Regions from separate parts of the Homo sapiens genome. Here all the other regions are linked to region 1. The links are chromatin contacts, found by Hi-C or POLR2A ChIA-PET in ENCODE. All regions are on one chromosome and are shown on one strand. The core of a region is the stretch at or near the end of the contact, and the rest is flanking DNA. Distances in the headings are between cores, read along the strand shown. Region 1 holds the start of C10orf95-AS1 (C10orf95 antisense RNA 1). Region 2 has its middle 17 kb from the start of TRIM8. Region 3 holds the start of ELOVL3 (ELOVL fatty acid elongase 3).

What was found. A loop is a pair of places that touch in the nucleus more often than their neighbours do. ChIA-PET counts read pairs that join two places held with the same protein, here RNA polymerase II (POLR2A). Pooled maps may share reads with other maps.
Region 2: a pooled map shows a loop between it and region 1 (4-fold over the local background). The contact joins the enhancer-like site here to the promoter of C10orf95-AS1 in region 1. A Hi-C loop is called at or near these places in 4 of 50 pooled maps. POLR2A ChIA-PET finds 5 or more read pairs at or near these places in 7 of 52 experiments (BJ, CD4-positive, alpha-beta T cell, H1 and 4 more).
Region 3: a loop to region 1 is called in a pooled map, with 7 times the contacts of the local background. The contact joins the promoter of ELOVL3 here to the promoter of C10orf95-AS1 in region 1. A Hi-C loop is called at or near these places in 10 of 50 pooled maps. POLR2A ChIA-PET finds 5 or more read pairs at or near these places in 12 of 52 experiments (CD4-positive, alpha-beta T cell, CD4-positive, alpha-beta memory T cell, GM10248 and 9 more).

Annotation. Positions count from the first base shown.
Region 1 is chr10:102,448,484-102,452,129 of GRCh38, reverse strand. C10orf95-AS1 (C10orf95 antisense RNA 1) reads right to left here and starts at 2,313. Exons shown (of 3, transcript NR_038938.1): 1 at 2,108-2,313; 2 at 1,800-1,943. It overlaps C10orf95 (chromosome 10 open reading frame 95), which reads left to right and starts at 587. Exons shown (of 2, transcript NM_001363580.1): 1 at 587-744; 2 at 983-2,293. The coding sequence starts at 1,037. The coding sequence ends at 1,678. RefSeq lists an enhancer at 1-620 and silencers at 1,143-1,632, 1,673-1,752.
Region 2 is chr10:102,660,005-102,663,668 of GRCh38, reverse strand. No RefSeq gene overlaps it. Among named protein-coding and RNA genes, the nearest start is that of TRIM8, 17 kb to the right of the region's middle. RefSeq lists a silencer at 2,342-2,401. Within about 2 kb of position 2,393, at least 25 of the 41 ENCODE cell types and tissues checked have a DNase peak (open chromatin) inside an H3K27ac peak, as active enhancers do; they include CD4-positive, alpha-beta T cell, where a contact is called at or near this core.
Region 3 is chr10:102,224,434-102,228,193 of GRCh38, reverse strand. ELOVL3 (ELOVL fatty acid elongase 3) reads right to left here and starts at 1,895. Exons shown (of 4, transcript NM_152310.3): 1 at 1,545-1,895; 2 at 437-568. The coding sequence starts at 1,645. RefSeq lists a silencer at 1,864-1,913.

The DNA.
Region 1 (3,646 bases), core at 1,064-3,563:
GTGGCTGCAGTGTGCCGAGATCATGCCGCTGCACTCCAGCCTAGACAACAGAGCAAGACCCCATCTCAAAAAAAAAAAAAAAAAAATTAAAGCGCTTATGTAACATTCTAGAGTGGGAGGACTTCGAGACAGTCTGCGAGAAGCTCCTGCACAGGTGGGCAATAAGACCAACATTGTGAGCCTGAGTCTTGAGACAGACTGGGGGTTGAATTTTGCCCTTACTATAGCCAGCTGTGTGAGTTGGGATGAGTTATTTAACCTACATAAGCTCCAGTCACTGAATACACTGGACACCAACTGTGAGGCAAGCAGCTTTTTGCTATGGAAAGCAGGGGTAATATCAGTACCCCCCTTCCTCGGATCGACATAACTTGCAGTTAGATGCTCCCAGACAACTCGATTCAGTGTCTGGTGTGCAGGAGTTTCACTCAAATGTGAGGATAACCCAATCCACCTGCAGGCGCTGGGAGGCTGGGGTGTAGTGACTGGGAGCTAACCGGATTAGACAGCCATCAGTAATACTGTAGGAAGGGCATCCTTGTAGGGTGGGGCCACTACGACCAGTACGGCTCACCCAGGTGTAGACAGACGCTGGTAGCTCCTGGCCAGCTCAAGGTGTTTCCTTTTGCCTGGTAACCAGGAGGAGTGGCTGAGGCAGGGCATGGAGCGGAGCAACGCAGCTACAAAGTGCGGAGAGGAGCCCCGCTCTGGATCCCGCCGGCTCCCCAAGGCTGAAGGAGACAAGTGAGTGGGGAGTCACTGGGAAGAGCATCCCGGCGGAGGGCTTGAAAAGGCTCCTTATTGTCTGCTGGGAGCCTGAGGCTCTGCCCGACCTTGGGACAAGAGGCTAGGCGGGGAGCTGAATGTTCGATTTGGGATGAATTCCCCCAAAGCCATGAACCGGCGTCCCGGGGAACCGGCCCACAGGGACAGGAGGCGGTTAAGTAGAAAGTCTGTCTACATATCCCTTCCTCCGCCGCAGGTCTGGATCCGCAGGAGCCCCCAGTAAGAACAGCAGCCGCCTGGGGGGCCGACCATGTATGTGTACAGCTGGCCGCCGCCCAAACAGGGCGTCTGGCCGCCGCCGCCGCAGCTGCTCACCTGCACCTACCTGGCCGCCCCTCTGCTGCTACCCCCAGTCCAGGCCCACAGCTTCCGCAGCCGGCCCGGGAGCCTGCATGCGGGCGAGTGGGCGGCCCCACGGGAATACCACCGCTTCTACGGCCCCGCCGCGCCACCCGAGGCCGCGCCGCCCTGGTGGGCCTGCCCTCCGGCCTACGCCACGACCCTGCGCCGGCCCTGCGCCGCCGCCGGCATCTCGGGACTGTCGCTGCAGGCGCCCGCGGCGGTGGCCGAGAGCTGGGCGCCGTGGCCGGAGGGCGGGAGCCTGCAAACCGAGCTGCGCTGGGGCCGCGTGGAGCGCGCGCGGGGCCCCCCTCTGCAGCTACCGGACTTCGTGCGCCGGGAGCTGCGGCGCGCGTACGGCACCTACCCCCGCGCCGACGTGCGCGTCACCCAGCGCCGCGGCCAGTTCCTGCTGCAGGCGACGCCGCGCGTGCTCGAGCCCGACCACCGCGTGGAGTGGCGCGTGCGGCGCCGGCCCGACAGCGGCGACAGCAGCCCAGCCCGGGAAGCCGCGGAGCGCGGCCGCCCCAGGAAGAGCAAGGGCCTGAGCTGAAGCCGCCGCAAGGCCTAGGGGCGGGCCCGCGTGCACGCGCTTGGCTCTTTCCTGTGTGTGCCGCCGCCGACAGGCAGAAGTGAGCCCTCACCTGTGCGCGGGAGGCGGACGCGCTGCTCACCTGTCTTTTTGGCTTCTCCCATGACTGCCGGCCAGTTTCCTGCACTTGTTTCTCTCGCTTTATTGCTGGACGGTGGGAGAAGGGCAAGTGCAAGACGGAATCGAGGGCACCTCTGGGTGTTCTGTACCTCTTTTCTTCTTGCACCTTGGGAAGTGGAGGACGTGGGATGGAAGAAGGGCCTGGACCTCCCTCCTTCCTCCTCCCCACCTTCTCCTAAGGAGCTTGCCCTGCAGTAAGCCCCAACTTTCCCTTCCTCTTTTCCCTCTATCAGAGTCGTCGCCCACCCCCCTTTCCCACCGCTCCCCTACCCCCGCCTTCCTGCCAAGCCGAGGGCGACGGTGATCCCCAGCTTAGTAAGAAAAGTAAATAGGCCGGGCGCGGTAGCTCACGCCTGGAATCCCAGCACTGTGGGAGGCCGAGGCGGGCGGATCGCTTGAGCCCAGGAGACCAGGTTGGAGACCAGCCTAGGCAACATGGCGAAACCCTGTCTCTACAAAAAAAAAAAAAAAAAAAAATAGCCGGGTGTGCTGATACACTACTGTAGTCCCACCTACTCGGGAGGCGGAGATGGGAGGATCACCTGAGCCCGAGAGGGCGGGGCTGCAAGGAGCCGCGAACGCACCACTGCACTCCAGCCTGGGTGACTGAAACCCTGTCTCAAAAACAAAAACAAACAAAAAAAAAAACAATAAATAAATGAGCGAAGTCAAGTATACACTGCGAGATCATTGTTATGTTTTGGGGTGGTGTTTCTCCATCTGTTTATCTGTTTAATGGGAGTCTTACCGCCCACCCTGGGGTACAGGAAGGTAGGGTGGAGGGGCGTGAAGTTGAACTGGCCCTCTGGAGAAAGCATGTGTCTGATCGCTGGGCCCAGCTGCCCTCTTCACCATCTCCCTCCAAGTGTGCAGGCCAGCACCTTCTAACTCTCCTTGGTCCTTTGGCCCACCACCCTCCGAGATGCTGAGGGCATAAGCTCTATTTTTGAAGTGTGGAAGGCTTCACTAGGAGAGGGATGTCTGAGACCTGAGTTTAGGGCTGGCTCTGACATTTTCTACCTGTGTAACTTAAGGCTTTCTGACTCTCAGTTTCTTCATCAGTAAAAGAGGCGTAAAAGTAACCCAGCCTAATTGGAAGTTAAGATGAATGTCTCGGCCCGGCCTAATTGGAAGTTAAGATGAATGTCTCCGCCCGGCGCGGTGGCTCATGCCTGTAATCCCAGCACTTTGGGAGGCCAAGGTGGGCGGATCACGAGGTCAGGAGATCCAGACCATCCTGGATAACACGGTGAAACCCCGTCTCTACTAAAAATACAAAGAATTAGCCGGGCGAGGTGGTGGGCGCCTGTAGTCCCAGCTACTCGGGAGGCTGAGGCAGGAGAATGGCGTGAACCCGGGAGGCGGAGTTTGCAGTGAGCCGAGATGGCCCCACTGCACTCCAGCCTGGGCGACAGAGCGAGACTCCGTCTCAAAAAAAAAAAAAAAAAAAAAAGATGAATGTATCTTCTTGTCTCCCAATTCTTGCTAATAATCGTTAATTCTTAATAGGCTGAGGTTTGCAATATTCTAGGAGTTTTCTGGAATGTTAGGCCACATAGCCAATTTTAACTAGGATCTAGCCAGATTTGAGGCCCAGCTGTAGAAATTTCTTTTACTGAACTTCCATTTGTAACTGACCAATAGTTACCTGGGTATACACAGGTGAGTTATTGAAGCTGTAGGCCAGCTGATTGGGCACTGCTGTATTTGTGAGCTTCTTGGAGAAGTTGTCTCAAACCTCAGCCCTTGGAAAAGGTGTTTCTCCTGATCAGTGGTTTGCTTTTGTCTTTTAAGCGCTACGAATCTCAT
Region 2 (3,664 bases), core at 1,144-3,643, 210 kb before region 1:
TCGGCTCACAGCAACCTCCACCTCCCAGGTTCAAGCAATTCTCCTGCCTCAGTCTCCCAAGTAGCTGGGATTACAGGCACCCACCAACATGCCCTGCTAATTTTTGTATTCTTACTAGAGACAGGGTTTCACCATGTTGGCCTGGCTGGTCTCCAACTCCTGACCTCAGGCAATCCACCTGCCTCGGCCTCCCAAAGTGCTGGGATTACAGGCATAAGACACCATGCCAGGCATTTTATTTATTTTATTTTATTTATTTTATTTTATTTTATTTATTTTATTTTATTTTATTTTATTTTATTTTTTATTTTATTTATTTTATTTTATTTTATTTTATTTATTTTATTTTATTTATTTTATTTTATTTTATTTACTTGAGACAGGGTCTCGCTCTGTCGTCCAGGCTGGAGTTCAGTGGTGCAATCACAGCTCACTGCAGCCTTGACCTCCCAGGCTCAAGGGATCCTCCAGCACTCAAGTGATCCTCTTGCCTCAGCCTCCTGAGTAGCTGAGACCACACATGCCAGCACGTCAGGTTAAATTTTTAATTTTTTGTGGGTTTTTGTTTTGTTTTGTTTTGTTTTTGAGACAGAGTCTTGCTCTGTGGCCCAGGCTGGAGTGCAGTGACACGATCTCGGCTCACTGCAAGCTCTGCCTCCTGGGTTCACACCATTCTCCTGCCTCTGCCTCCCGAGTAGCCAGGACTACAAGTGCAGGCCACCACGCCCAGCTAATTATTTGTATTTTTAGTAGAGACGGGGTTTCACTGTGTTAGCTAGGATAGTCTCGATCTCCTGACCTCATGATCCTCCCGCCTCAGCCTCCCAAAGTGCTGGGATTACAGGCGTGAGCCACCGTGCCGGCCTTTTTTTTTTTTTTTTTTTTTTGATATGGAGTCTCGCGCTGTCACCCCAGTTGGAGTGCAATGGCGCCATCTCGGCTCACTGCAACCTCCGCCTCCCCTGTTCAAGCGATTCTCCTGCCTCAGGCTCCCCAGTAGCTGTGATTGCAGGTGCCCACCACCACACCCAGATAATTTTTTTTTTTTGAGAGGAAGTCTTGCTCTGTCCCGAGGCTGGAATGCAGTGGCACGATCTCTGCTCAGTGCAACCTCCGCCTCCCAGTTTCAAGCGATTCCCCTGCCTCAGCCTTCCAAGTAGCTGGAATTACAGGCATGTGCCTTCACGCCCAGCTAAGTTTTTGTATTTTAGTAGAGACAGGGTTTCACCATGTTGGCCAAGATGGTCTCCATCTCCTGACCTCGTAATCCGCCTGCCTCAGCCTCCCAAAGTGCTGGGATTACAGGTGTGAACAACCGTGCCCGGCCCAGATAATTTTTTTTATTTTTAGTAGAGTTGGGCTTTCACCATGTTGGCCAGGCTGGTCTCGAACTCCTGACCTCAAGTGATCTGCTTGCCTTGGCCTCCCAAAGTGTTGGGATTACAGGCATGAGCCACCGCGCCCAGCCTAATATTTTAATTTTTTATAGAGACAGGATCTCCTTATACTGCCCATGCTGGTCTCATCAAGGGATCCTCCTGCTTCAGCCTCCCAAAGTGCTGGGATCACCTTAGAAGAGGGGCTGTAGTGTGGTGATGTCTGTCTGGGGATACCCAGGAATCACGACTCCAGCTCCTTCACCTCCCACACTTTCATAGGGTCAGCCCTGCTCCCATTTCTTAGTAGGCCAGAGTGGGAGGTTGGGGAAGGACATGCCTCTGATCCTCCCTCCAGGGCCTCCTCCCCCAGAATTTACAGGCTGCAGAGGTGGGGTAGGGAATCCCCCAGGCGGCTAGATGGGTCCTGGGTCCTGAAGTTGCGAATCGAATTGGTTCTCCCCCACCCTCGGATGGGAGAAGATGAGGGTGTCTTAGGAAGGCCATGGTGACAATGACAGGATCTGAGTGGGAGAGTGTTAGCAAGGCCTGTTAAGAACCCTGAGGTGAGGTCACAGCTTGGAGAGAGGGGCCCTGGGGTGCGGACTCAGTGGGTCAGGGCATCCACCCTCGTCTCCTGCCTCCCACCCCAGGGTGCCCTTTGAAGCTGGAGGGGGCTTTGAGCTGGGGTCTCCTGGCCAGATGCGCTGGGAGAAGGGGTGGAGCCGATCATCCCCTAGGCCTCGCCCTCTCCACCCCCACCCTTCAGACTCCCTTCTTGGCCCAAAGACCGTTTCCGGCAGTTGCAGGGGGCACCCATCACCCCCCAGGCTCCTGCCTTGCAGCTGTTCCCCAGCTGCCCTGCCCCACCCCAAAGACAGCTGGGAGCGAGGCCGAGGGAGGGGGCAGGAGCGGCCCAGCTGCTTGGCTCCGGGCTGGGATGGGGAGGGCGGCAACATGAAAGAGCTGGGGCCGGCAGGCAGCAGAGGAAACCACCCCCACCCACTCCCTCGCGGTGGCCTCGCTGCGGGCTCAGCACATCTGGGCCACAGGAGCTGTCGGCCCCAGTCTGTGGGGTAGGGAGACGTGGTCAGATCCCCAACCCTTCCCGGAAAGGGGAGGCGTGATGGCCTTTGGGGGAAGGCAGGAGGGGAGGGCTGGGCACTGGGGCACCTGTGGCTGCAGCCAGCCCTCCAAGGGGCCACCAGTTCAGGGCAGAGAAGGCCCCTCCGATGACTTCTGAATAAGCCTGTTCCCTGGGGCAGCCCCAGCTCTTTCTGGGCCTCCTCTGCCCCGACCCTTTTGGGAGCTGGGTGACAGCTGCTCCTACAAAGCCAGGGACAGCTGGGTGGCTGGGGACAGCTGGGTGGGTTAGCGTCTCCCTGCTTCCCTGGCTGCCTAGGGAACCCCCCCCAAGCCAACTCTGGGCAGCTGCTGCTTCACCTATAGATGTGTGCCTGAGCGTGTCATTGTCTGGAGTGGGCTTCAAAGCTGGGACATGGAGGGGCTCAAGCCCATCCCATTCCCACCAGAATGTCCCCTCCACATCTCAGTGGATTGACGCACCTGGGGAAAGGGCCTCTCCCCTCAGCCAAAACAAAACTAGGCCAAGTGGGAAAGAAATTAGGCAGCTTTTTATCTTGGCTCCCAACTCTTGGCACGGGGGATGTCTCAGGGCTCCTGAGAACTGGAGAAAGGGACAGTGAGACAGAAGCAGATTTGAGTGGAGTGAAGTGACTGTCCACCGGCACCTGCCCCCAGGCATCCTGCACCCTGGGCTGGAGGGGCACTGTGCTCCAGTCATTTCCCCACTCCCTTTAGCCCCAAACAGGTGCACGGGGAGGGAAGGGGTAGGCCAGCTGTTGTCATACTGCTCCTGGCTCCCTGCCACACTGGGGAGGGGAACAATGAAGCAAGGGTCCACCACCCCACCCGAGTCATCCTCTACTCCCTCAGGGCAGGAAGGCGGAGGCAGTTAGCAAGACCAAGGCTATGGTTTGGTCTGGCCAGCCCCAAAGTCTTTATTTTTCTTTTTTTTCTTTGAGACAGGATCTTGCTCTGTTGCCCAGGTTGGAGTGCAGTGGCAAGATCTCAGCTCACTGCAACCTCCACCTCCCAGCCTCAATCAAGCAATCCTCCCACTTCAGCCTCCAGAGTAGCTAGGACCACAGGCCCGTGGCACCACGCCTGGCTAATTTTTCGTTTTAGTAGAGATGGGGTTTCACCATGTGGCCCAGGCTGGTTTTGAACTCCTGAACTCAAGTGATCCATCCACCTTCAAACTGCTG
Region 3 (3,760 bases), core at 646-3,145, 220 kb after region 1:
GGGACTGAAAGTTGAGTTAAGGAATGGGGTTCTTGGGAGGGGTTAGGAGCCTGGGAGGAGATGTGTAGAGGGATAGGGGAAGACTGAAGGAGTTTGGGGGAGAAAATATGGGGAAGTTATTGGAGGGTCTTGAGAGAGGGTGTTAGGAGGTGACACTATTAGAGGCTGGAGAAATTAGTTGCGAGTACAGACTCTACGAAGGCAAGAGGGACAAAGCAGAGACCACCAGGTAGGGGTCTAAAAGAGAAGGAAAACAGGATAATATAACAGAAGAGGGTGAAGGCTGGGAGGGGAACTAAAGCCGAGAATGAGATGGGGAGAGTGTTACAAGGCAACTTGGGGACAGGATGGAGGTTGATGCAATCGGGAAAGCTTCAAGGGATAGAATGGTGGTCTAAGATCTAGAGAAGAGGCAGGGAGTGGGATGGGGTCTTACCTGAAGATTGCAAGGCAGAAGGACCAGAGGATGAGAGGCCCTTGCAGGTTGAAGCCCTTGCGTTCCTTCATGTAGTTCTGCCCCACAGCGATGAGAACCAGGTAGATCAGGGCTATGGGGAATGAGGTTGCCCTGGCAAGCAGAAGGCAGAGGGATGGGCTCATGGGTGGGTGCTGATTAGAGAAATGCCCACTCATCTCTCCAGGTGAGTGCTCTGGGTTGGAGTCCCAGTTCTGCCACTTACTAGCTATGTGACATTGGAAAAACCAACTTAATTCTCTGAGCCTTGGCTTCCTCATTTGTAGAGCGCGAATACTACATCTCTCCTGGGGGTATTAACGTATACAAAGTATCTAGCACAGGGCAGGAGCTATGTCCAAGGTTTCTGTGATTATTGCTCTCTCAGTGGGGTTAGAGGTGGGTGACGGCTGTCTGGCCCGCGCCTAGAAGCAGCCCAGGGCTGTGGTGTAAGAAGTGTGGCAATAGCTTCTCCCTGGTTGGGGCTCCTAGAAGCATACCAGGGCTGTGGCGTAAGAAGAATGTGGCAATAGCTTCTCCCTGGCTGGGGTATGGCAAATTGGTTGGAGCATAAAGTCAGCCTCCAAAACCTCTGGGGAGCTTTAAGGCAAAGCCAGAGAGCTCTTCCTGGGGAAAGCTTGGAAGAGCTCTCTGACTTCGCCTCCTTCTCCACAGCAGGAACGGTGGAGCACCTGGGGAACGATGGGATAATTGTAAAGGGCAGGCTGTCCCCCGGGCCCTGCACTGTGCACACACGCGCGCACACACAGCCACAAAGGACGGGGAAGTCATCTAGTAAGGCTTCAGATCAACCTCACGCCTCCAAGACCCTTCTCACTACACGCTCTCTTTGACTTCTGTATATTTCCACGTTCTCCCTCATCCTCTTATTTCTGCTTGCTTGCTTTCAGCTCTAATCTCTTTGAGGTGCCACATACTACCTGCACCTCGGACAAAGGTAGTGTGAAGCCAGTACAAGGGAGTCCCATAACTCTGCTCTGTAAGAAAATCATTGTGGGCATTCAATGCCACCCCCTCGCGCCCCGGCCCCGGGGCCCTGGCATGGCCTTTCCCTCTCCCAAAGTCTCACCAATACTCCTCGAAAAAGGGCCTCATGTCCTTGGACAGCTCGAAGTTATAGGGCTGGAACAGCTGATTTACTTCATGTGAGACATTCATGGCTGTGACCATCTAGTTTTGCAGAAGTCAAGGTCCAAAGCTTGGAGGCGCTGGGTGAAAGGCTGGGGCTCCGAGGATGGCGTGAACCTCGGGGCGAGACGGAACAGAGCCGGGACAGAAGGAACTCCTGGGCAAAGGGAGGAGGGCGTCGAACCTAGGCATGTGCGCGGCGGCGCAGCCAGCTATCCCGGGCGCAGCCACTGCGATATATAACGCGGACTTGCAAAGCTGCCTGCCCGGGCTGGCGCGACCTCTTTCCTGCGCCCCGCCGCTATCCAATCTCGACCAAGATACGCCTCTGCTCCGCCCCTGGGACGCAGTCCGCATTCTGATTGGTCATACTCAAGGGCCCGCCTGCCAGGCGTTTCGCACACCCCGCCCCAAGTCCCGTCGTAGGCCATCGCCCGCCCACTTCCCCAGCCTTTTCTCCCGTAAAACGTCCACCCCATCCTGTGCGGCCTTGCGGGTTCCCTTGGAACTGTCAACCGTGGCCTTTGCCTCGGTTTGCTTTAATCTTGACCTGCTTAGCAGTGAAGAGAGAGGAAAGGTGTCCTTAGGCTTTGGTGCTCCCACCCAGAAATGGAGGCGTCAGTTTCCAGGCTCCCTGAGATCCTGGGAAACCCAGGCCTGTGATGAGCAAATACTAACCTGGGCAACGCAGAGCTTCTGTAGTCCCTTCCACCTCCTAGCTTCGAGTCTGCGGTTGTGAGTGGGTGGAAGGAGATGAATTTTAAGGAGTTTTATTGTTGAGGTTGTTGATGTTGATGTTTGGGTTGTTGAGGCTGTTGTGGTTTCTTTATAGTTTCCTGAATTCCTGAACTGCTCCAGACTGACAGTAATAACCATGGAGAGAGGAAATGGGGTCACCCTCTGGGCTTCTGGAATTATTGTCTTCAGGTTTCCTGGAGGCCTCTTAGGGTTTAGGGAGGGGGAGAGCCAGTGTATCTCCCCAAGGCCTGTTGTTTTCTCTCCCTAACCAAATCTACTTCTTTCTCGCCTGTGTAACCAGCCCCAAAGAAATAAATGTTCTAAAACTTTTAAAAGTTTTACTTGGCTGTCCCTTATTTCTTTCCTAGGTTTTATGAAAGCGAAGGAGAAATACAAGGCTTGAGGGCAGTTTGAGATAAGGTGGAAATTTGCAAAAAGTGCTAAGAAACATAGATATAAAATAATTAAAATCAAGATGTGGGTATAAATGGCTATGTGCAGTAAAGCTCTAGAGCCAGAGGATCCAAGTAGGAACCCCAGCTCTATTTCCTGAACCTCAGCCACTGTCTATGCGAGGGTGTAGTGGAAGTCCTATCAGTGCCATCTAAGTGACTCAAAAGTGCATCTCTTTGTCTCTGTACCTCATCACTTCTCACCTGGTCACGTTACCTGGTTGCACTGCCTCTTTCTCTAATACAGTGCTTCTGCTCTTCACTGCATTGCAATCAGAAAAGAGTTCCTATACCTGGCTGATTACCAGATTCCTGAGCCTCAACTGCAGAGATTCTGGTCCTATAGGTTGTCTCAGACTGTACTTGGAAAACCACTACTTTCTGTTTGCTCATCCAGAAAACAGCTCTGCTTTCCTGCTTAAAAACCTTCAGTGGTTCGGCCGGGCACGGTGGTTCACGCCTGTAATCCCAGCACCTTGGGAGGCCGAGGCGGGCAGATCATGAGGTCAGGAGATCGAGACCATCCTGGCTAACACCGTCAAACCCCGTCTCTACTAAAAAATACAAAAAATTAGCCGGGCGTGGTGGCAGGCGCCTGTAGTCCCAGCTACTCGGGAGGCTGAGGCAGGAGAATGGCGTGAACCTGGGAGGCAGAGCTTGCAGTGAGCAGAGATCGTGCCACTGCACTCCAGCCTGGGTGACAGAGTGAGACTCCGTCTCAAAAAAAAAAAAAAAAAAAAAAACCTTCAGTGGTTCCTGATGGCTCCATATATAGCCTGACAGCTAATCAAAAGGTGATCAATACATGTCTATGGATGAATGAATAAATAAAAGAATGAATATTACAAGAATAATGCCATCTAGGTCTTACAAGACCCAAGTTCAAGTCCCAGCACCCCCATTAATGAGCCATGTGATTTTAGGCAAGTTACCTAGCCTTTGTCACATTCTACTTCAGAAAAAAATG